Regions from separate parts of the Homo sapiens genome. Here regions 1 and 2 are each linked to region 3. A link is a loop called in an ENCODE intact Hi-C map of the cell type or tissue named here. Cell type or tissue: OCI-LY7. All regions are shown on one strand. Region 1 overlaps PTPRD (protein tyrosine phosphatase receptor type D). Region 2 overlaps PTPRD (protein tyrosine phosphatase receptor type D). Region 3 overlaps PTPRD (protein tyrosine phosphatase receptor type D).

Region 1 (8,000 bases), 120 kb before region 3:
CTGTGTGTATCAGTGAATTTGAGTTTTGTATGTTTCCATGATGGTATTTACCACCTTTTTACTTCTAGAGCTACAATTCTCTTGAACATTTCTTGTAAGACTGGCTAGTAGTAATGAGTTCCCTTAGTTTTGCTTGTCTGAGAAACATTTCATTCGTCCTCCATTTTTGAAAGATGGTTTTGCTGAATATAGTATTTGTAGCTGACAGTTTTTTGTTTTTTTTTTTTTAATTTTAGTACTTTGGATATATCGCCTCATTCTCTCCTTGCCTCTAAGGTTTCTGCTGAAAACTATGCTGTTAATCTAGTGGAAATTCCCTTATATGTTACTTAATGTTTTTCTTTTCCAGCTTTTAGAATTATTTGTCCTTGATTTTCTTCAACTTGACTATAATGCGCCTTGGAGTAGACCTGTTTGGGCTGAATCAATCTGAAGTTCTTTGACCTTCCTGGATCTGGATGTCCATCCCTCTAACAAAACAAGATGTTTTCTGCTATCATTTCATTAAATATGATTTTCTCACCTTTTTTCTTGAATGCTTATAATAACATATTTGTTCACTTAATGATCTCCCATAAATCCTGTAGGCTTTCTTCATCATTCTTTTTTATTTATTTTTTTTTCCTGGTTCATTTAAAAAGATCTGTTTTCAAGGTCAGAAATTTGTTTCTTCTGCTTGGTGGTCTAGCCTGTTGTTAAAGTTCTCAATAGTATTTTTTTAAATTAATTGAATTATTCAGCTTTAGTACTTCTGTTTGGTTCTTTTTTTAATGATATCTATCTCTTTATTTAATTTCTCATTCAAATCATGAGTTGTCTTCCTGATGTTCTTGAATTGTTTATCTGTATTCTCTTATATCTCACAGTTTCCTTAAGATTTATTATTTTGAATTCTTTTTCTGGCATTTCATATATTTCCTTATGATTGGTATCTGTTTACTAGATAATCAGTTTTTTTTGGAGATGTCATGTTTCCTTTGTTTTTTATGTTTGATGTGTTCCTACATTAATTTCCATGCATTTGGTAGAAAAGTAATCTAGTTTAATTTTATGGTGTTAGTTTCATATGGAAAGATATGTTCATACGAATGGGTCTTGGGCTGTCAGTTTGGTAGGGTGTGTGGGCCTTCATTCTAGGTAGACACATTTGTGTTGTCTCCATGTCGTTTCTACAGCTCTAACCCATGCTAAAGGCATTTGCAAGTTGCTCAGTAGCCTATGCTAAGAGAGTTTGTGGTGATAATGGCGAGGCTTTGCTGAAAGTTGGCTCACCGGGCTATTTTTCAGGTCAGGGGCATATGTGTGCACACAGTGAGTCCAACAACTTGGTGTCTGGCTCACTGGGTTTGGGGCTACAGGGATGTTACTCTGGCTAGGAGCATGGGCATGCAGTTTTTCTGCCAGCCTGGAAGCATGTCTTCCAAGGGCAGCCTGTGGGTCTGTTTTGCAGGCCCATGACATAGAAGCAGTTTCCTAGCTAGTTTGGGGGCATATTTGCCCAAGTGACCCACAGGGCTACTTCTCAGGCCTGAGATATGAGCACAAGCAGGCTCAGCTGGCCCGGGAGTGTGTCTGCTGGTAGTCAGCTTATGTATGGGGATGTTTTTCAAGCTCAGAATACAATCACATGCTCTCTTGGCTGGTCTGGGTGCATGTTTGCTGTGGGTTGCCTACAGTGCCAGAACACAGGCGCGGTAAACACGTACTCGGAACGCAGGCCCTCAGCTGTTCAGCCAGCCTGGCTGTGTGTCTTCTAAGGGCAATCTGCAAGGCTGTAAGTCAGGCCTAGAATGTGAGAGAAAGGCTGTTTGGCTGGCCTCTGATTGTGTCTGCTAAGTGCAGGCACAGGGTTATTTCTTAGGCCCCTGACGTGGCTACACGGCTACTCAGCATGTCCACTAGGGGTGGACACCTGAAGCTCAAGGCCCAAGACATATACTCTTTGCTGTTTTCCTGGCCCATGGGTGTGCCCACTAGGGGAAGCCTTTGGGACTGTTTCTCAAACGCTGACTGCAGGCACAGGGCTGTTAAGCAAGCCAGAGACATGTCTGGAGTAGCAGGGGTTGCTGTGGGGCTGTTTCTCAGACCCTGAATGCAGGAACATAGCTGCTCCACTAGTCTGGGGGTGTATTAGCTGCTCAGAACCTCGGAGTTCTCTCCTGCATTGGGAAAGGAGTGCAGCATTTGGCTAGTTCAAGGGTGGGTTTGCCCAAGGCAGGACTGTAAGATTATTTATCTGGCTAGAAGTGTGGTACCAAATACTGGTTTCTGTACTGTACAGGACCAGAATCACAGCTGATCCTAGGCCCAGAGTCCACATAGCTGGGGTTGTAGCATTCAGTCACTATTGTCGGCTTGTCATAATGAAGATGGTGCCCTGTGTTGGCCCCCAGAACAATGCATATTCCAGAGGTGGCTCTGATCTTGAGATGGCAACATGCTGTGGCAGCTTGGCTAATGGCAGGGAATGGGAGGTGGGAGGTGGAGGGAGAGAGTACACACCTTGTGCTCCTAATCCAGGGTAATGAATTCCCAGCAATTCTCTAAACTGGTTTCAGGGTTTGTGTGGACTGTGAAGTTCTCCTGTTGTATGAGACTGTAGATGTTTACATAGGCAATGGGGCTTGTGGGGTTCTTCTGCTTACCTTTTCCTGGCAATAGGAAGTCCCTCCTGACTCAGCAAATTAGATCAGGGTTGGGGAGATGGGTCTGCAGATTCTGGGTGCCTCTGTGCTGCCCTCCTGAATTTCCAGTCACTACTGGTGCATCTCCACTCCCCTTTCCCTTCGACACTCCAGTCCAATCTTAGCTGTTTATTCATTAACTTGGTCCTTTCTTCTGGGAGAGATGAATGCTAGGCATCTGTAGTCAGCCATCTTGATGAGATCACTCTGTTTTGTTTTTTTTTCCCTATTTGATCTTAAAGCACTTTTATGCCTCCTGCAATTTATATAGCATGTATTTATCACTATTCTTTTACTTTGGGAAATACTGATGCTGAATAGATTCATTATCACTGTTGACTAATATCAAGACTCCTTATCAAAGATTAAGGAAATTTATATTCAGTGTTGCTCTGTAGCTAACCACATTAACAGTGAAATACTATGCATAACATACTTTTCTTTTTTCATAAAAATGAATTTATATAGCAATTAGAATGTAATTTGGAATTATTTTTTATTGGAGCTATATTGTCACACTTTCTGTTGATATCCCAGGAAATTTATGATCGATCACATATTTGTATGATCTTATAAAATGAAATAAGCAGACTTAAAAAAACTTATAAGAATGTTTACAGAAAATCTGATTGTTATTTAATGTGCTTGTCTTTATTTGCATTCATAAAGAAAGAGAGAAGGAAGAGCAAAAAAGTATCAGTTTTTAGGAAATTGTAAGATGCATTGATTATACTCTATTTTTATGTTCTTTCCTATGAGGAAGTTAGAACATTAGCAAAATATAAAAACTCTTGCAATATTCTCAGTGCTATTGAATCACATTTGTTTACAAAAAGAAAAAAAATCTTTACATCTGGATAGTCTAGGGAATATCATTCTCAACTTGGGTTATTGGCTTCTGACATCATTTTATTAGTGCAGTTGTAATTGTAATTATGGATTATAATACCTACTGGCTATTCATTTCTCTCTGCCACCAGAGGGAGATGCAAACTCACGTGTCAGGCTTCAGCACTGATTGCCAACGATACCATTTAATATTATTCAGCTTTCTCTCAGGGGAGCTTCATTACCAAATTATTTCTAGGTAGTGATGAGGCAAAACATGTGCTATTGAGGAGTGTCAGTGCAATCTCAACCTTAATTCATATGGCAAAAAGAACATTATTTTATGCTGAGGAGTCCAAGATAACCCCAGAGAAATAGTGGAATTTACAGCATAATCAAAGTTGGCATTTGACAAGGGAGACTGCTACCTCATGATAAATGAGTTGACTCTAAATTTTGGACAAATGTTTTAGTTTGTATGCTGTAGTTTGTATATTCCAACTCAGAACAAATGACAGTCCTTTGTTTTTTCAACTGAAGTGGCAGGTTTTCCAGAGGGGCTGACCTGCTCCTTTATCTTTTATTTTGATTTTAAATTAAACGATTAAAAAAGTGTATTTATTTGCTTTCACTTTTACTTCTAAATATACTTGACAGAAATTTACTGAATTTCCATCAAGGTTTTATTTTATAGTATTTTTCCCCCACTTACAATATATATTGCAGATATATCAGCAAGGCTGTAGATTATTGACTTTATTTTTTCTTATTCTTGATTGACATTCTCAAATTAATAAATAAACATTATTAAGATCTTACTTTTAAGTCTAATGAATTATGGTAGTATAAGCTGGTTCCATAACAGTGACAAGAAAAAACAGATGATCTCTTTGTATTTTAAGTAAAAATGACCTGGCCACTTTTGAAGATTTAGTTTTCCAAATGTGGTTTTATTAAACAACATCACCACAGGAAAATTTTTAAAATGAATTATTTTATTAACATTTTCTCTTATTTATGATCCTGAAAATTTTACTTAAAAGTAGAAATAAAAAGTTATATTAATTTTGCTTCCTATATCCTACTGTTATTTAGCCCAGTTACTTGGCATTTTGAATGTTATGAAAGTTTATATCTAAAGGGAAATATAAAAGCAACATTTTTTTGAAGTCTGATAAAATGCAAATTATTATGAAAATGAAATAATTGTTTTCCAGAATGTTAACTTTATTAAAATGATTATAAATTTTACACTGCATTTTATTTTAGCAGTATAACTCTGTGTATGGTAATTTAGTTGGGGTAACAAACCCCAAACCATAACAAATGGTAAGGGAGTCAACTCTGACATGAGGTTCGTGTGTATTTGCGTTTCTAAATGCCTTCTTTATGGTGTGGCTAATGTTCATTTTCATGCACATTTGCATTCAAACAAGTTTGGAAGTGTTCTTTTTAATTAGATAGAATCACACACAGAGACTCTAAGTAAGAGTTCTTGCATTTAGCTATAAGAAGTGTCACAATGCAGTATGGGACGAGAGCAATATTTTATCCAGCCTTGGAATTTGTTTCCTGACAAGGATAATAGTTGTTGTCATAGCTGTCTACCTTCCCAAACAAACTAAAGCTAGAAATGTGAAAGCCTTGTTAAAGGAGAGGATGGGGCTGATGTATATTATCCACACAATAAACCAAAGAACAGGAGCAATACCAGGATTACAAGCCAAGCAGACTGGAAATGGAAGAACAAACTATCAACTGTAAGGAGTTAGCCAAAAGACAAATCCAGATATGAAACAATGAATTGGAAACTAGACACCAAACCAAAGCAAGTAGTTTCTAAAGAAAATGATTCCCACTGGAATGAGAACTACGCTACTCGAGCCCATAATGTAATGATTGTTGGGTTTTGACAAAGATTGAAATCACTTTAGAGTGATTAAACTCAGAACTTCTCAGTTTTCCAAGTATTATTCAGTCCATTAGGAGTCTCATGACTTCACACTAGAACTTGGAAAACAGTTACCTGCTTAATAATTTCATCCGATATTTTAAGAAACTCAAGTTTTGTATCAAATGATCTCATGGTAATTAATAAGAAAATGACAAATACATCTATATATAATGCATAAAAGACAAAATTAAATAACAAAAAACAATGCCTAATTCCACAAGCAATTAAATATAAATTGAAGCAACACACTTATAATTTAGTAACTAGAAAAAGAAGAGAGTTAATGGCAATACTTTGTACTAGAAAAGCTGAACAGAAATTTTCAGACCCCTACACTGTCAAGAGGAGTACGTATGTTTTCAAACATCCTTCAAGAATACATTTCTTTCAGCTCAGTATATTTTCTTCTAGAAAATCGTGGGATTATTTGAACAGAACTGCATACTCGTATACAGATGTTGACTGAAAATTGCTATACAGATATTTTTAAAAGATTGCACACATGTATCATGAGAGATGAAAAAATTCACATTACATCAAGCAGCAAAAATGTTCATAAACTATGTCTATTTTATGTAAAAATTCAGGGGTTTGCATGAAACTCTACAATAATACAATTTTCATCAGCTTAACATTTATTCTATGCCAGGAGCTCTAATGAGTACTTTGTATGTAACTTATTTAATCCTGGTAACTGAGATACTGTTGTCCTCTGCCTTCACAGATATGAAAGCTGAGGTACAAACTTGACCAAGATGTCAAGAAAGTAGTAAGCAGTTGAGCCAGCATTTGAACCTGAGGTTATGGCTCCAGAGACCATATATTTACCATAAAATAGTAACACCAAGGAATTAGAACTTTTCTCTAACTGATAGGATGATTTTGTCATTTGTATGCATGCCTTATCTACTATCTATAGGTATTACAAAGAATATGTATTACTTTACTATAAAGAAAAAAATATACAGCTAGCTGCATGTTAGGGAAAAAATAATTGAACTTATAGGCAAAAACAGATGTTGAATCAGGTCTAGTGAATAGTGCATGCTCATGACAAAAAAAAACATTCAATCCACAAATGATGTCCCAAAGGCTCACATGTCTGTATGTTGAAGTCAACTTAGTCAATTTCTTAATTAGTTCATTGAAATATAAATGCACTATAAAGAAAAGTCTGACAATATTAAATTGAGAAATTAAAAAAGTAATTTTACATTTTGACATATTTACACCAATTAAACTGCCCCATATTTTATACATTTTACAGTGATGTCTAAGATAGTGCCTAATAATAAATTCATATAAATATATCAACCAATAATGCATTTAGAATGGAGGGGTTAAGGCCTATGTTTAACTCAATACTACACTGCTTTTTTTCAACTGTCATTTTTAATAAATTTGCATTTATACAGATATGTAAATATTTTAAAGTCTTTCCAATATTACTTCCTAGCAGCTGCCCCTGCCCCCAGCAATCTTGTTAGTTAAATTAATAGGAAAAGCCGTAAAAAAAAAAAAAAAACTTTCAGATTAAAAACTCAACCTAAAATCCCATTCATCAGCATGCTATTCATCCATAGCAATATTATATGAGAGAAGAAAAATACACTCTAAGCACACAGCTGACAGATATGCCATTTCAGGTAGAAATGTGCTGCTTCATTTAATTTTTGATGAACAAAATATGTATATCAGCAATCAAAAATCATTACATCTACTCCCTCCATAATAAAAAGGAAATTCTGAGCTCAGTAGTTTGGAGTTGCTTTTTCAATCCTGGAAAATATGTGAAAAAAATCCTTTATTTACCTCAGTGATATTGATAGAATATGATGTTAATATATGATCATGTCAATTTTAAACCACTTGCTATATAATAGTTTCAGATAAATTGAGGAATATAGCCTATATCTTCTCTCTGTATAATATTTTGGTTTAACTGACCATTAAACTCCAAAGAAGTGTTACCGACCTAGATACCAAAGACAATAATATTTTTATTCTTAGACCTAGCATTTGTATGAGTGCCTATTTTCAAAAACTTCCCAAAGATAAGTTTCATAGATAAATATGTTATATTTTGTTTGTTCATCACTCCTGAAATACTTGATATATTAAGCAACCAGCACAGAAAAAATATAAGCAAGATAAAGAACAGAAAACTCACATATTAAATAGCAAATGGATAGAAAGTATATATTTTAAAGACTGCATAGACAACTAAATCTTTAAAACCCATTTCCCTCATCCAGAACGTTTAATACTTCATTTTATCTGTGGACTATCATTTGAGAAATAATATACATTAACAACCCTGTGGATGGCACATACTCCCAGCAGAAAGGATGCTCAACAAGTACAATTCTGTTTCCTTTGAGTCCTACAGTGAAAATGTCCTTAACAAGGTGTGGATCCAGTACTTTCAAAGGACTAGTCCTCAGACAGGCTGGAGAGACCCCTTCCCACCTGTTCACATGTTCCAGTTGAAATGCCCTCTGTTCCCTTCCTTGACACTCCCCCTTTATACCAGC
Region 2 (8,000 bases), 110 kb before region 3:
TTTAAGATAAGTATCTGACTGGCTTGATAACTAGTATATAGGTATGTAGAGCCAAGTTTTTGTATGTAGCCATAAACCTTGTTGTCGTATATGAGGATGACATATGTGACAATATAGTTGTTTGCAGACTTAGATTTAGAATGTATTTTATATGCTCTTTAGTGTTCATTTACTAGTCAATAACAACAATTGAGCTAATTATTTAAAACTCTACCTGAAATATAATTCTGATTAAAAAAAGAACCCTGACTTTCAATAATCAAACTGAATTTAGGGTGACTATATGTTTGCAAAGTAAATGAGGAGCTACAGAAGATATGTAGATACAAACATACATACGTATGTGTAATGGTCTAGAAAGAACTTTGAAAAAAAATGTCGTGTTCAAGTACGAACTAAATTGGCTAAGTTCAGGCATGGGAAGGTGAGTTACTTAGATGGTATGCTCTCATTAGAAAGGAAAACTACTGAGTAGATCACAATGAATATTAAACAGAACACTGATAATATATGCCTCACTGATTTGCATATTTAGGAAGATGATTTAAGCACACAAAAAAATCCATGTTTATGCATGTTGTTCTTTAATGAACTGAATAACAATATGGGACAGATTAAAGGCACTTTCAGTATGAGAAATTAAATCCCCACTTCGTTATTTCACCAAGGCATATCATTGCCCACCTACGATTTCTCTGAGTTTGATCTTGGTTGAACAAAACTTCGGTGAATGTCTTTTATGTCATCTATTTTCCAAATAAATTTGCATGTGTCATTACATTTTCTCAAATTAAAAAGATGTTTAAGCTTTATTCTCTGTCTTTTTAACCTTATATTTTGCCTTATGTTTATCTAATGGTTCACCTTTTTTGGAGCATTTTTTTAAATGCATTATTGCATTTAATCCTTTTGAGACAGGATATTTTTCTGCTTATTTTGTAGGTGTGGAAGGAAGCTAAGGCTAAAAAAATTACTGTGGCCATTTTTAGTGATACAGTTGAGAGCATAACCTTTGGTTTGTGATCTTACCCTTTGAGATAATTACAGTCTAATTGAGGATTCAGAATAACAAAAAGTGAATACACTTTAAAATATTAAAATAACAGTACAAAGATTTCAATTTGAAAACAACTGTAGAAGAGGTAGTCCTTTTCCCCAATCTTCTAATCACAAGCGTTTTTTTGTTCCCTTTCCTGAAATAATTGTCATATTTTGGTAGTCAGTGTAAGATAATTTTACAGAAGTGACCTATCTTAGCGAACATCTGACTTCCTGATTCTCATTTCTTGTAGTTCATCAAACGTTTGGCTGAAAACATATTTGAGATTTAGAAAAGAAAAACATTTCCAGCTTTAGACCCAGACACACTGTACCACCCATCTTTGTCTGACACAGAGAGATTCTTTGTGAGAAGAGAGAGAAGTGAGATGATGAAAAGGAACAAGCTGTGCTTTGGGAAACTGTCTTTTCACTATCATCAGTGCACCTGGAGGACTGAACTTTGCCAGGGGTAACTGGTTTGCTGATGATCCCAAAAGTGAAGCAGGGGCTTTGACCCAAGATAGAGGTTAATGTTACTATTACTGTCTGTAGGTTGTGAGTCAATGACCCTATTAGTTGATTGACACATTTTGAAAACCGAGTTTATTGTTATGGTCAAATGTAACTTAGAAGACAGTTGTTCTGAAACACATTGAATAAGATGCATAGTCATGATGGTGCTTCATGTTAATTAGATAAAGCTAGAGAGTTAAGATGATCCAGTGAAAAACTTCAAGTACTTTAGAATTTCCTGGCATCCCTGATCCTAGGGTAAGACAGAAAGAAGAAAGAGGGAATGGTTTTAAACTGTGGACGTCCACAGAGATCAATCATATTGATTTGTTTAATTATATCTTATTTTTCTTGTATTATTTAATGCTATTCTTTCAGTAAATATTAACAGAGCTGCTTCTCAGTCTCAGGCACTGTGTACTATGCTGGAAATGTAAAGTAAGTGATACAGAACTAATCTGTTTCATGAGAAATACCCATTATTTATTGGGTACCTGATCTGTGTGTAATGGAATTCTAAGTGCTTTATCAATATTTTCTCACCAACTTGTGAAACTGTTTCTATGATTATCTCAGTTTTACTAATGTGGCAACAGGCACAGAGATCTTTATAAAGACAATGACAATTTTTGTTAGAGTGCTAATGGTCTTTAAGCATCTAAAGTAATAGCTTAAAATACTACTCGAGTTCTTCATCACATACAATATTAGAAAATAAAAAATTAAAACTATTAGGGAAGAAAATATAAAGTGAAGCAAATGCATTCATTCATATGCATGCAATCTTTCTGCTATGCAAGATATATAATCATTGGAAGAAAATTATTTGATTCAACAAATTAGCTGTTTCTTTCACATTTGATTACTTATTTCATGCTACAGGTGGTTAAGAATATATGTCTTTAGCTCAAATACACATATACATATGTAAAATCCTTGATTTTTACTGGAATTTTCGATGTTTTTCACTCAGGTAAAACTCCCTTAATTAAAATATAGGATATTTTGGCAGAATTAGAGTGAGCTACAGTTTTATTTTCACTGTTAGCCAACGTCACACTTTTGATATTACACAAACAAAAAAATGTAGAAAATGTTGCTGTGTGTTGAAAATTTGCTATCACCTAAATGTCCAAACGCAATTCATACTACAGTGTGCTTGGAAAAAGTTTGTGAATGAAAGATGAGCTCTAGCTCACCTTTACATCTCCAAGTTCACCTGAGTTTTATCTATGTATCTAAGGTATCTATCATCCTACCTACTGATCTGTATCTGAACTCATCATCACCCCATGATTTTGAATGTGTTATCAATAATACCTTCACAAGCCAGCAACTAAATAAACAGATACATGGTGCTAGTCAGGTGAGCAAAGTTGAAGTGTGCATTTCTAAATGTGCTAGTTTCTTTTTTATTTAAATATAAAATTGAGGTTTTAAATACTGTGGTTATCTTGAGACCAAATTTCTACACTGTTATGTAATCAACATACATGACTTCAGATGTATGACTCTTGCATTTTAGTGATTGGTATATGATTATTTATTCAAAAGTAGAGCACCGGCAGAAAAAGAAACTAAAGAATCATACTCAGGAAATGAAAACAATACATTAATGGTATGGGAAACTAAAATTCTTCATTTCTTTGGTTTACACGATGTTGCAAAAATTATTTAAGTATTCACAAAGATACATAAATTAGAACACAGTGAGATAACTGTAAATTAAAAATAGATAAGAAAGAAATAGAGAGCACAGACATTCATGCATGGGCGCTGATGCACGTACACACAAGCTTAGAATTATAAAATAGAATCAACAATAAGGCTGATGGAAAACACATATCAATTATATGAAAACAGTAAACCTTTGGAGAAGGGAAAAAGTTGGTAAGAGTAGAAGCAGCCAATAGGTATTTACCAGACCTATTAGCTAAATTTTAGGAAGTCTGATTTCAAAGAGTTCATATGATACTAACTGTGAAATAGAAGATGTAATATGAAAATTACAGATCATACAATCCTAACGACTATCTAAATAAAAATATTTGCTGTTTTCATGATGGTGAGCGAGTTCTCGCAAGATCTAGTCTTTTGAGAGTGTGTAGCACTTCCCCCTGCTCTTGCTCTCTGGCTCTGACATGTAAAGATGTGCTTGCTTGCCATTTGCCTTCTGCCATGATTGTAAGTTTCCTGGGGCCTCCCCAGCCATGCCTCCCATACAGCCTCCAGAACTGTGAGTCAGTTAAACCTCTTTTCTTTGTAAACTACCCAATCTCAAGTAGTTATTTATAGTAATATGAGAACTAACTAATATAATCAACTCACCACTAGCTTCGGAGAAAGAAAGAAGTCAGATTTCTCTGGTCTTTTTTATTAAGAATTTATTTATTTTAATAATTTATTAAAATATTCTGACATATTTTAAACTTTGGTTATATATTTCCCCAGCAACTGTTAATTCTTAGATATTTAATATATTTTATTTATCAGAAATTACTGTGTTAATGTAGCATCATCCTTTTGTAAAAGCATAATGAAAGAGGATTATCTTTGCAATGCATTTTTTAAGATTTGATCTCATCCATAGTTATGACAACTTATCCCACATGTTGCCTCTAGGTTTTAAGCACTATTTCAGGAGGTTGAACATCGAAGGTCTAATAGTTTTAAAGAAAACATTAATGAACTCTGAAAATTGTTTTATAATTATAATGACATATTAGAACTTTAAAAATATTGTATGCTAAGCTTCTCTAAAACAGTGGCTGCTAAAGGCTAGTCCGAGACATATAATTGGGATGGTTATATCAGAAAATCCACTCTTGCTTCCAGTCTCGCCGTGTTATACACAGGCACCTGCTTTGCTCTCCACTATGACTGTAAGCTTTCTGAAGACTTTCCAGAAGCTAGGTGGATGCTGGTGCCATTGTTGTACAGCCTGCAGAACTGTCAGACAAATAAACCTCTTTTCTTTATAAAGTAACTCAGCCTCAGATATTTCCTTGTAACAATGCAAAATGGACTAATACATAAAATTGGCACCAAGGAGTGGGGCATTGCTATAAAGATACCTGAAAATTGGGAGGTCAATGTGGGCGGATCATGAGGTCAAGAGATAGAGACCATCCTAGCCAACATGGTGAAACCTCATCTTTACTAAAAATACCAAAGTTAGCTGGGTGTGGTGGCACGTGCCTGTAGTTCCAGCTACTCGGGAGGCTGAGGCAGGAGAATCACTTGAAGCTGGGAGGCAGAGGTTGCAGTGAGCCAAGATCGTGCCACTGCATTCCAGCCTGGCAACAGAGCAAGACTCCATCTCAAAAAAAAAAAAAACCTGAAAATGTGGAAGCACCTTTGGAACTGGGTAACAGGCCGACTTTGGAAGAGTTTGGAGGGCTCTCAAGAAGACAGGATGACGAAAGAAAGTTTAGAACTTCTTAGAGACTTGCGCTTGTGACCAAAATGCTGATAGAAATATGGACAGTGAAGGTAAGGCTGATGAAGACTCAGATAAAAATGAGAAAGTTATTGGGAACTGAAACAAAGGTCACTTGTGTTTTGCCTTAGCAAAGAACTTGGCTAAATTGGGTCCATGCCCTAGCAATTTGTGAAAGTTTGAACTTAAGGGTGATTATTTAGCATATCTGATAGAAGAAGAAATATCTAAGCTGCAAAGCATGCAGTATGTGGCCTGGCTTCTTCTAAAAATTTTTGATCAAATATGGGAGTACAAAATGATTTAAAGTTGGAACTTTTATTTAAAATGGAAGCAGAGCATAAAAATTTGGAAAATTCTGCAGCCTGGGCATGTGGTAGGGAAGGAAGGAGTGTTTTCAGGGAAGAACTTAATGCAGCTGTGGAACAACCACTTGCTAGAGAGATTTGCATGATATTAAGTGTTTCACTCCATGAACACAGAATATTTCTTCAATATTTCATTTTTTTCTTGTTTTCCCCCCAGCCTCTGGTAACTATTATTCTACTTTCTGCTTCTATTACTTCTACTTTTTTCAGGTTTGTCATGTGTCTTTGTGTGCTTGGCTTATTTCACCTAACATAGTATCTTCTAGGTTTTTCTATGTTGTCACAAGTGACTGGATTTTTTTCTTTCTTAAGACTAGTGTTCCATCTGCATGTATAATAAATCTTCTTTATCTGTTTCTTGATGGACACTTAAGTTGATTCTATATCTTTGTTATTGTAAATAGTGCTGTAACCAAAATGGAAGTGCAGATATCTCTTCCACATACTGATTTTTTTTTCCTTTGGAGGTATATCTAGTAGTGGGATTGCTGGCTTATATGGTGGTTCTATTTTTAATTTTTTGAGGAACCTCCATACTGTTTTCCATAATAGCTGTACTAACTTAAATTACACCAAGAGTATATGAGCTCTCATTTCTTCACATCCATACCAACACTGGTTATCTTTCATCTTTTTGATAATAACCATTCTAACAGCAGTGTGAGGTGATATCTCACAGTGGCTTTAATTTGCATTTCCCTGATGAATTGTGTTATTGAACTTTTTTTATATACTTAGCCATTTGTATGTCTTCCTTACAGAAATATCGATTCACATTCTTTGCCCATTGTTAAATAAATTATTATTATTTTGCTATTGAGTTGTTTTAGTTCCTTATTTATTGGATATTAATCCCTTATTAGATGCACGGTTCAGAAGTACAGTACTTTTTTCCCATTTCATAGTCTCTCTTCACACTCTCCATTATTTAGATCTATGAGTTCTTTCATCTGTTTTGTGGTTCTCTACCTACAGATTCTCTACATATTTTGTTAGATTTGTTCCTAAGTACTTCTTCTTGGGGTATACTATAGTAAAAGTTATTTATTAAACTTACAATTCTAATTGTTCATTGCTGGCATATGAGAAAGTAATTGACTTTTGTGTATTGACCTTGTGTCCTGTGACTTTGCAAAACTCACTTATTAGTTACAGAAAATTTTTGTTTGGTAGTTTTTTGGGGATTTGTTATGTAGATAATCATGAATCCATGAATAAAGACAGCTTTGTTTTTCCTTTCAAAAGAAAACAAGAAAATCCTGGAGAATATGGGATATGCGTAAACTCATAGTCACTATGCACAGAGATTTTAATCCTGTGGGTTTAGTATACAGACTAACATACGTCTTTTTAAAAATTCACTAAGAGATGCTAATAAAGGAGGTCAGAGGACCAAAGTTAGAACATTAGTCAAGTGGAATATATTACAGCATATGGTTTCTTAAACTAGACTTAAGACCATAGCATTTCTATGCCAAATATCTCAATCCATTCCTGAAGTTCATATAAAGCATATGTGACATTATACAACCACAACACTTCAGTGCAGCAACCACACAAAAGAATCTTTTTGTGACTTCTGTCTCTAACCTCTAAGGATTCCTTAAATTGAAATAGCATGCGCATCTAGAGCGTAATCTAGAGCTTCATATGAAATCACATGAAGTAATCCTTGATGCGGTATCTTTCTCTGTTAAATAAAATGTCAATAAAACATGAAGTATCTGAAAAAAACTCATTTCAGTGGAAATGAACAGGTGTGAGTCCTGCTTTTATTGATAATCAAGTAATATCAAGGCATCATTACCATGTATGTAAACAGCTAATTAAAATCTATCTCCTTCATTAAATAGGCTAGCATACCATTGAATAAGGAATTCACTACCTCCAGTCCCAAAATGAAATGGTTACTTTTTTCATTTACTGAAATTTTAATTGACGCATTGATATAGACCTCTATATTTCTGTGTTAATCTCTTAATATTAATGACCTAGTTTATCCCTAAAACATATTTAAAACTGTAGAAGTTTCATACATTATGAATAAATTAAAAACAGGAGAAAACAGGCATTCCTTAGTTTCTCTATGTTGTTGAAGATATTCTTACTATTACATAATTTAGATGAGAATTAAGCAAACTACAGCTTGTGCACCAAAGCCACCTGTTTTTATAAGTAAAGATTTATTTAAACATAGCCATGCTTACTTGATTACCTGTTTTCTGTGGCCTTTTTACACTGCCGTCAAAGGTGAACAGTTGCAACAGAGACCGTCTGACCTGTGAAGCCTAAAATGTATACTATTAGGCTCTTACAGAGGAAAGCTTACCAATGCTGAATTTAGCTAAGAGTCAGAAAAACAGTTAAGTGTACATTGTCTACTTTAAAAAATATCAAGTTTAAAATAAAATGCTCATAAGTAGTTTAAAATACTGTTTCTAAAAATAATATATTGTATGTAAAATTATTATGTTTGAGTAAAATCCTAATCAATAGGTGAATCAACAGCTATAATTTAAATTGTCCATATTACATAGTTTGTAATACTGTATATATTCTCAGTCAGAAAGCTTATTTTACAATAAAGTACAAGGATACTCCTATGGGGGTATTTTAAAATAAGTTACAGATATTTTAAC
Region 3 (8,000 bases):
ACACTAGCATCCTTTTCTCAGTCCTCATGGCCCTTTCATTCCTGAAGACTTTGCTATTTTTAGGTTTTTCATGAAGTCCTTTCCGACTTTACCTTCCAAATTCAGCTTTCTACTAGTTCTTGCCTACCTTTTTGAATGCAATTTTTGCTTGTTTTTTCTTCTTTTATGTGCTTTGGTTCCTCATTTTACTCCACACATTTATCAGGCTACAGGTTTTGTACCTCTCTTCATTTCTTCCAACTGAAAAGTCCCTCCCTGAGAATTCTCATCTACTTTCTTAGCTTTAGCTGTCAGCAAATGCTTAGTTTCTTCAAATTTACATGACTATTTTTCAATTTTCTCCTGAACATCAGAGCCATCATTTCAACCTCCTCCCGGATATTTCTTCCCGTAATTTCATTGATTCCTCAGACAGCACATATCTAAAATTGAGCTGTCTTCTATGCAAACCTTGAATCCTTTTCAGTACTCTATCCATGATAGGCACCATGGAATTTTATCTTACTCTCCCTGCAACTGGATTAAGAAGTATTAGCAAGTTTATCTTCAAAACGTTTCTCAGATATCCCAGCCTCCTTTTCTTCTTCTTCTTTCAACTGAGGAAAGGATTTGTGTTTCAGAAACAAAACTTAGTATCCATTTGGGGATCCTCTTTAAAAATACAGCCTCTGTTTGGAAGTGAATATTTGATTAGAATGAACAAAGAAATCACAATAAATTGCATATTAAAAAAACTGAAAAATACCTTAAAATTTAGAAGAATCTTTTTCTTAATATAATTCTGTAATTCTATATATTTTCTTTTTTCTTGTGACGGTGGTGCATAGTCATTGATATATTCTTCACATAGAAACAATCCTGTGATAGTTTCTGTAGAGAGACTAGAAATGTACTTTTTATTTTTTCTAGTATATTTGGATCATTTTGTTATGTCAGTGGCAATTTTACCTACTGTTTAGTCTGGAACTCCCAGACATTGTCAGAAGAAGATGTGTCAGATGTGGTAAGACATGATCTGATACAATAGGATACAATAGGAAACATAAACCATGCAACTTCATACACAGGTGTATTTGCAGTTTGAAGTACTGCTGGAGGTTTTTGTCCTACCACAAAGAAATACTAATCAAATCTATTTTATTTTATTTCCATCAAAAATAAGAAAAAGGTTAATGACATGTTTATAATTGTATATGCTTCATTATCTAGCATGTATACTCCCTTTTGACGTCCCTTTTTGACTAAGTATCAATGATAACACAATACTATGCTTATACTTTATTTGTTTCATGAATACGAATTTTCCTCAGACTTGTTTTTGGTTCCTTAAATACAAACCTTGTTTTTTTCCACTATCCAAATGCTTCCTTGGCTGGGTGGCAATGGCCCTCAATATTGTGATCAGATCTCTAGCCCTATAACAGTATTTCAAAGCTGGGTGAGTTAATATCTGGTGATAGTATTCCTAAAAACTTTCCCTACAATGGGATAGTTAGGTCCCACTATTCTAAAACTCAATATACCCCACTATTTCCAAATTAAATATATTCTCAAATATTTCTCTATCCAGATCTCCAAATACATGTGGCCTTTCCAACACCATAGGACAGGAGCAAAAGTGTGACAGATTGGAAGACAAAGTAGAAAGAGACAGGAGCCTTAACTATACATAGTTAAAGTATTCTCACGTTTTAAACCATATATGATCATGTGAAGCCCACGCAAGGGCTCCTCCCAGGGGCTTGGGAGTGGCCTGTGCCAGTGAGCACATTGAAGCTCAAGCTGTTGGTTTTAAGGTGAAGCTACCTCTGCTCTTTCCACTCCCTCATTCATTTAGACCTGTGATATTTCTGGTTTAGATGATTGCAGCATCTTCTAAACTGTTATCTTCCCCTTTTAGGTTCTCTTCCCTTCAATTTATTCTAATTTAGCACTGCCAGTAAAGTTATCTTTTAAAACACCATTCTAGTCAGGTTGGCAGTTTAGCAGAAGAGATAAGACCTTTAGAGAGATACTCAGTTTGAGTTACTTACTACAGGTTTGATTCCAGACAGAATATTTATCTTCTCTAAGCCATGGTTTTATTATCTGTAAAATTGAGAACATAGTAATTCTTATATTTCAGGGCTCTTTTGAAGATCAGATTAAATCTCACATGTGAAATAGTCGACAAACAATGTTAGTCATGATTATCATCAAGACTCATCTCTTTAAAGAGTCTAAATTCTCCTTGTTTGATTAGCTTATCGTTCAGTATCCCTCACTTACCTCTCTATTTTTGTCATCTACATATACCCCCCATGCCTTCTCTGCTCTAGCCACATTGATACACTCACTTTTGCCTCTGCCACCAGTACCCCAAATACCATAAATCGTTAAGTCTCCATACCTTTCACTATATTACTCATGTTTTTTCAAATACCCACTCATTTGCCTTGCAAAAATCTAAGCATCCTTTAAGGCCTAGTCCTTATGTCATTTCTTGGTAACACCTTCCATGGTCAACATGGGCATAATTAATGGGACTGTAATTTGTACTTTTTGGAACACCATATATATATATGTATATGTACGTGTATATATATATATATACACACACACACATATGTATATATACATGTATATATATATATACATGTACATATATACATTCATTGTATTGTTTTAATAGATGTTTATCTGTCTAACTCTCTTGATGAGCTCTGAACACCTGAGGGAAGGACAAGTGCCAAACACGTATTTTTTAACCTAGCTTAATGCCTCGCGTAGGACAAAAGATCAATACATGTTGGTGGAATCAGATTAAGTCTTTTTATTTCTTACTCCTTTTGATTATTCTTCAGCTCTTTGATACTCTTATATTTTAGGAAGTAGTGGGTTGAATTTCATAAACTATTTCCAGTACCATACAACTAAAAGTCCCATTTTATCCTCAAAACTTTTTAATTTTAATATTGTTACTATTTTATACTTTTTGTCCATTTATTAAAGTTAACTGGAATTTGGGATTTAATCTAATGGAAACCAAGTAGGAACTACACAGAAGGAAGAACAAATAAGATACTTTTTACCATTACATTTTTTTTTCTAAAATAATATATTCTGAGCTGAATTTGAAACCTTTGAAAATACTGAATAAAAAATTTTTCCCGCTTGATTCACGTTTAGGATATATATAATAGGAGTAAATTTCTGAATAAATAATTTATGCTTTTTACTAACAGAGATAATCTTTCTTAACAGCATAAAATAAATTTAGGAAACACATGTTGACAGACGTACATATCTATCTGTCCGTCCATCCATCCATTTGTCTATCTACTTATATTGATAACATATACATATGTGTGGGCATTTTAATACATTTACTTCTACTTTGCTGCTGATAATAGAAGATCATGAGTTTGACCAAGTAGGAGTTTTACTTTTGTTTCTGGATATGAAAAAAGATTATGTCTTCGTAATTGGAAGAAAACAAAACAACTCAGAGAAATGGATCAAATGGCACGTTTTATAGATACATCCATTTTATTCATAGTAAAGCTATGGGATGATAAAATTTCCATTCAATTGGCATCTATCAACTTATGATAATAGCAATTTTTGTGAATATAGGAGACTAAAAATAATTTTGTCATGGCAAAATAATGGAATTTCAGGTCCTGTATTTTAGTAAACAAATAGTAATCAACCATCTAGGTATGGTACAATTCACATCCATATCCATTCACACACAGTATCCAGAAGTTACAAGGTCATTTTTGTGCCTACAATAAATGGGCCAATTTTGCCATTTAAATTTGGTATATGCTCTCAGAGGTGTTGATTATTCAAAATACCTGTTTGCCCAAGTCTATTAAGCTTAAAAACTCCATTTTAATACCCCTTAAATTTAGACCATGTTTATATGACAAATGTTTCAGAGTTACTTATAAACACCATTAAATTTCATCACTAATTACAAATAACAGGATTGAAATTAACACCTGTCCCAGCTGCTTTAGATTTTGGATTGCTCTTAATAAACAGTTGAGAAAATCCTCTGTTGCTAAACATTTACTGGGGCCATTTGCATTCTGATTTTCAATGAGCTATTATGATTTATACTCTCATATAGTCATCTGAAAATAGCACAGAGCTTGAAGCCACTGAGTGTACTTCCTCATTTGAATTTGAAGCAATGTATGTAATATCTTACATTTTAAAATCAGTTTTCAGTGTGAGACATAAATTTATCTCCTAAAATTGTTCTATTTTTTCCTCCAGGGCTACTAGGAGAAGAATGCCAGTGGGGTAAATGGGAATTTTCACACATACAAAAATTGAACATCATTAGGTTACACTAATGTACAAAAAAAGAGTGCTATAAGTCTTAATGATCACTTAAAATGAAAAAGCTCTTAAAGATAGATGAAACTCTCGCTTCCTTCTACCCTTCCTTTGTGGCCCTTGGCCTGCACTATAGGTGCTGGCAGAGTTTTCAAATGAAATAAGACAGTTAAATTGGCAAGTGGTTCAGTGCTACCTGAAACAGCATTAAATAACATGCAGTACTAATATTAACAGGAACTGTGGATTTGGAAAAGTTTCACACTCACTGAGGGAAGGGTGGTCATCTTGCTGCCACACTGAAAAGCTGTGAAAAAAATAAAGAGTAATGTGATTTTTTTAAAAAGTGTCAGAAAATCTCACTGGCCTCCAAATCATGGGATAAAACATTTTTTTTAATCCTTGGAGTCCCATTCGATTATAATATTTAAAATGATAAGACTTAAGTTTTTATTTGCTTTAGGACTTCAGGACAACAGAACTCTAGATGCAGTGCTCTAATTATTCAAATATGTGTCCTTAGTAGACATAAAAAAAAATTCAAGGTACATCAAGATGCATTTTAAAATAAAGCTTCTAAGCATAAGAAAATTCTTACAAGATAACCAGAAGATGGCAGCATGGCTGCTATTTAGAAATTGGATAGCTTATAACTTCCCATAAGCAAAAAATGATTTCTCGATTTTTGTAAATAGTATACTATTTCCAATCAAAAAAAGTCTCAATATAGGAAACATAATTAAAAGGAAAGACTGTTGGTAAGATCTAAATGATAGCTTGACCAAAACAAAATTACAAAGAAACAAAAATGGATTCTTCCTCCCTGCAAATAATGTAAAAGAAAGATGAAAGGAAGAAAGACAGAGAATGCCAAGGCTCTTAAAAATGTGCTTTCAGAACATGTTAAATAAGCTTGATAGAGAAACTTATCATCAGGGGTGATAGAACCCATTATAAGAAAGAGACTCTTTTATGATTCCACACAAGATGAGCCCTGATATTGAAATAACCAATTAATTCCATCTAGGCCATTAGAAAAGAATTAAAGGTCGTTATTATAATTGCACAGGTTCAAAACAAACTTCTTACATTTACCATCTTTTAAAGTCTATTTCAGCTTAAAAAAAACATGATTCTATGATCTTATGAATTTCTTAAAGAACAAACGTGTGCAGTTAACAAATAATTCCAGAACACCTTTTTCATTTTTAAAGGTATAATCCGATTTTAGCTAACACAATTAACTGAGGATATAACTAAACTAAAATCTTTTAAAACCAGCTGAGAATCCCCTTAATGATGGCTATATGCAGCATAACAAAAAGACAGTGGGAAAAAATATTTTATAGTTCCTAAAAAAAATCTGTAACAAAATTTTACTAGAGTAGAAATTTTAAGGAAAATCCTTTAATGCATTCTACTATAAGCTGTTAAAACACAGTGCATTTATCTATTACGTTTTCTGGTTCATTATATATATTTATGATATGTACTGAACCATCTGTCTTCCAAGATGCCATAGGACCTGTTCAAACTGAACTAGTTACCATACTTGTTATAAGGCTAGTTTGGGTTTTTACATGTACTTGTATATTAGTGTAGATCCATTCATTTATTCAAAATATATTTATTGCCTATTGTCATACTTGGTCCCATTCTAGGCAACTACTGAAACACATTACAAGTTTTGAAGAGATTCATTAGACAATTTTAATATGAAAATAGCCAAAAATATAAGAACTGAATTTGACAGACAAACATTTGTGTGAATGTCTAATTTCAAGCTAACATAATTATTGATATACATTAAGTCCTTGTTATTTTTCTTTGTTATGGATTTAATAATTGATCAAAACTTATATTTATACCTATTAAACTAGTATTGAGTTCATAGGAAGAAAATATCTATAAATGAGATTGTTTAATTAGCAACAGAATAACTTACAAAACATTTGAGATAAAGCCACTGAAATCAGGCAGAAGGGAATTGATTTATTCTCCTCTCCACCTGCAGTGGGCAGCAAAGCCTTAGTTAGGTTTTAAGATTTCATAGAGAAAACAATAAGCAGGGAAGCAAACCAACTGGTGACACAGTGGACAGGTGTCATTCTCAAGCCCCTGGGGAAGGTGGCTTTCAGCGGCAGGAAACAAATTAGATGATGAGGAGGATAAACATTTTATAAAATTCTTTGCCATATTTTTTCTCATTTAAGAAAAATTGTCCAATGTCCAAGACAATACATCAAGAAAACAAAACAAACATTCACTTTTTAAGGCTATGAAACTCGAGACTTGGGTACATTAAATCTGAGGATGGAGAGCTAACGAATAGTACAGTCTAGATTCCCAGCCAGATATTCCCACCTCTACATTAAAATTAGAGGAAATTGGGACCAGATTAGAAAGAGGTTCTGGCCTGCTAAGATCATCTTTGATCCCATGAAGTTAAGAAATTATGTGTGTTCTTTTAGTTGTTTCACAAAGATAAATAAAATATTTGCTCAAATGATTAACCTCTGTTTTTGAAGACCTGAATATAATTGAAGTTCATCCAGAGAATTTATGAGAGATTTCAGTAGCTACAATGTTTACCTTAAGTTTGATTTGCACTTGTCCTGATAAATTACGACTCGATTTAATTTTTTTTTTTTTTTTTTTTTTTTTTTTTGAGACAGAGTTTGGCTCTGTTGCCCAGGCTGGAGTGCAGTGGCGCAATCTCGGCTCACTGCAAGCTCTGCCTCCCAGGTTCACGCCATTCTCCTTCCTCAGCCTCCTGTGTAGCTGGGACTACAGGCGCCCACCACCACGCCCAGCTAAGTTTTTGTATTTTTAGTAGGGACGGGGTTTCATCGTGTTAGCCAGGATAGTCTTGATCTCCTGATCTCCTGATCCGCCCGCCTCGGCCTCCCAAAGTGCTGGGATTACAGGCGTGAGCCACCGCACCTGGCCGATTTAAAAGTTTTAATCACCTAGGGAATATGTCGATTATCTCCCCCTCAGTAGAGTGTCTTGGCCTGTGAACAGGGAAAAATAGTGCAGAATAAAATATTTTGGAGCAAGTAATTTATTGTTTGAGTTTATTTATATTCTGTGAACTTCTTATGTGACATCCAGTGCACTTCCCAAGCTTGAATAGTTACGCACTGAAAATCTCATACGCTACGGGAACTTGCCTATAGGCCAAGGCATTCCGCTTGATGATGCTTACCTTGGATGTATATTAATGCTTTCTCCACCAAAGTTAGAGCCTGGTTTCTGAAACGTTTTAACATGTAATTCCTATTTAGAAAAATATATAGGCATACAAATATAAATATCAACTCAAAGTAGACTACAATAAATACTATGTATGGAAAGGCAAAAAATGTTATAAGATCCCTCCAGATGTCCATGTAGCCAGCCAGAAAATATTTAAACATGTATAATGTGTCAGGTAGGCTGATAGGTGATGAAATATAGACATAAACTTAATGAAGGACTTTGAATCAATTTTTGAAAGTGTTAGAGAGGCACCGGAAACTTGTGAGTAAAGCGATAACTAAAGCAGAGGGTTCTTTTAGTTGTTTCCACTTTAGATCTAATTTTGACCCTAGATGAAGACCATGAAAGAAGAGTTAGATAGTTGTTTAAACACTTCACTGATTATTGCATGTCAACTTCATGCAGAAAAA

Evidence for each region. Hi-C counts contacts between places; a loop is a spot of excess contacts. Peaks named below come from ENCODE experiments on the same cell type or tissue, not always from the same donor. Only the 100,000 strongest peaks of a DNase experiment are listed, where the experiment ranks them.
Region 1: it touches region 3 in a loop (7-fold over the local background); 4 of 110 quality-filtered maps call a loop at or near these places.
Region 2: it touches region 3 in a loop (5-fold over the local background); 4 of 110 quality-filtered maps call a loop at or near these places.

The regions. Positions count from the first base shown.
Region 1 is chr9:9,908,309-9,916,308 of GRCh38, reverse strand. All of the region lies in intron 5 of PTPRD (protein tyrosine phosphatase receptor type D), which reads left to right. Among named protein-coding and RNA genes, the nearest start is that of PTPRD, 700 kb to the left of the region's middle. RefSeq lists an enhancer at 1,219-1,718. In OCI-LY7, CTCF peaks have their summits at 3,467 and 3,666 (motif pointing right); a DNase peak (open chromatin) is centred at 3,668.
Region 2 is chr9:9,897,532-9,905,531 of GRCh38, reverse strand. All of the region lies in intron 5 of PTPRD (protein tyrosine phosphatase receptor type D), which reads left to right. Among named protein-coding and RNA genes, the nearest start is that of PTPRD, 710 kb to the left of the region's middle. In OCI-LY7, no CTCF peak of the experiment used is centred here; DNase peaks (open chromatin) are centred at 1,461 and 3,701; H3K4me3 peaks cover 2,269 bases; H3K27ac peaks cover 2,927 bases.
Region 3 is chr9:9,788,794-9,796,793 of GRCh38, reverse strand. The region is part of intron 5 of PTPRD (protein tyrosine phosphatase receptor type D); the gene reads left to right. Among named protein-coding and RNA genes, the nearest start is that of PTPRD, 820 kb to the left of the region's middle. In OCI-LY7, CTCF peaks have their summits at 4,746, 4,945 (motif pointing right), 6,126 and 6,329; DNase peaks (open chromatin) are centred at 4,123, 4,463, 4,943 and 6,373; H3K4me3 peaks cover 1,095 bases; H3K27ac peaks cover 2,617 bases.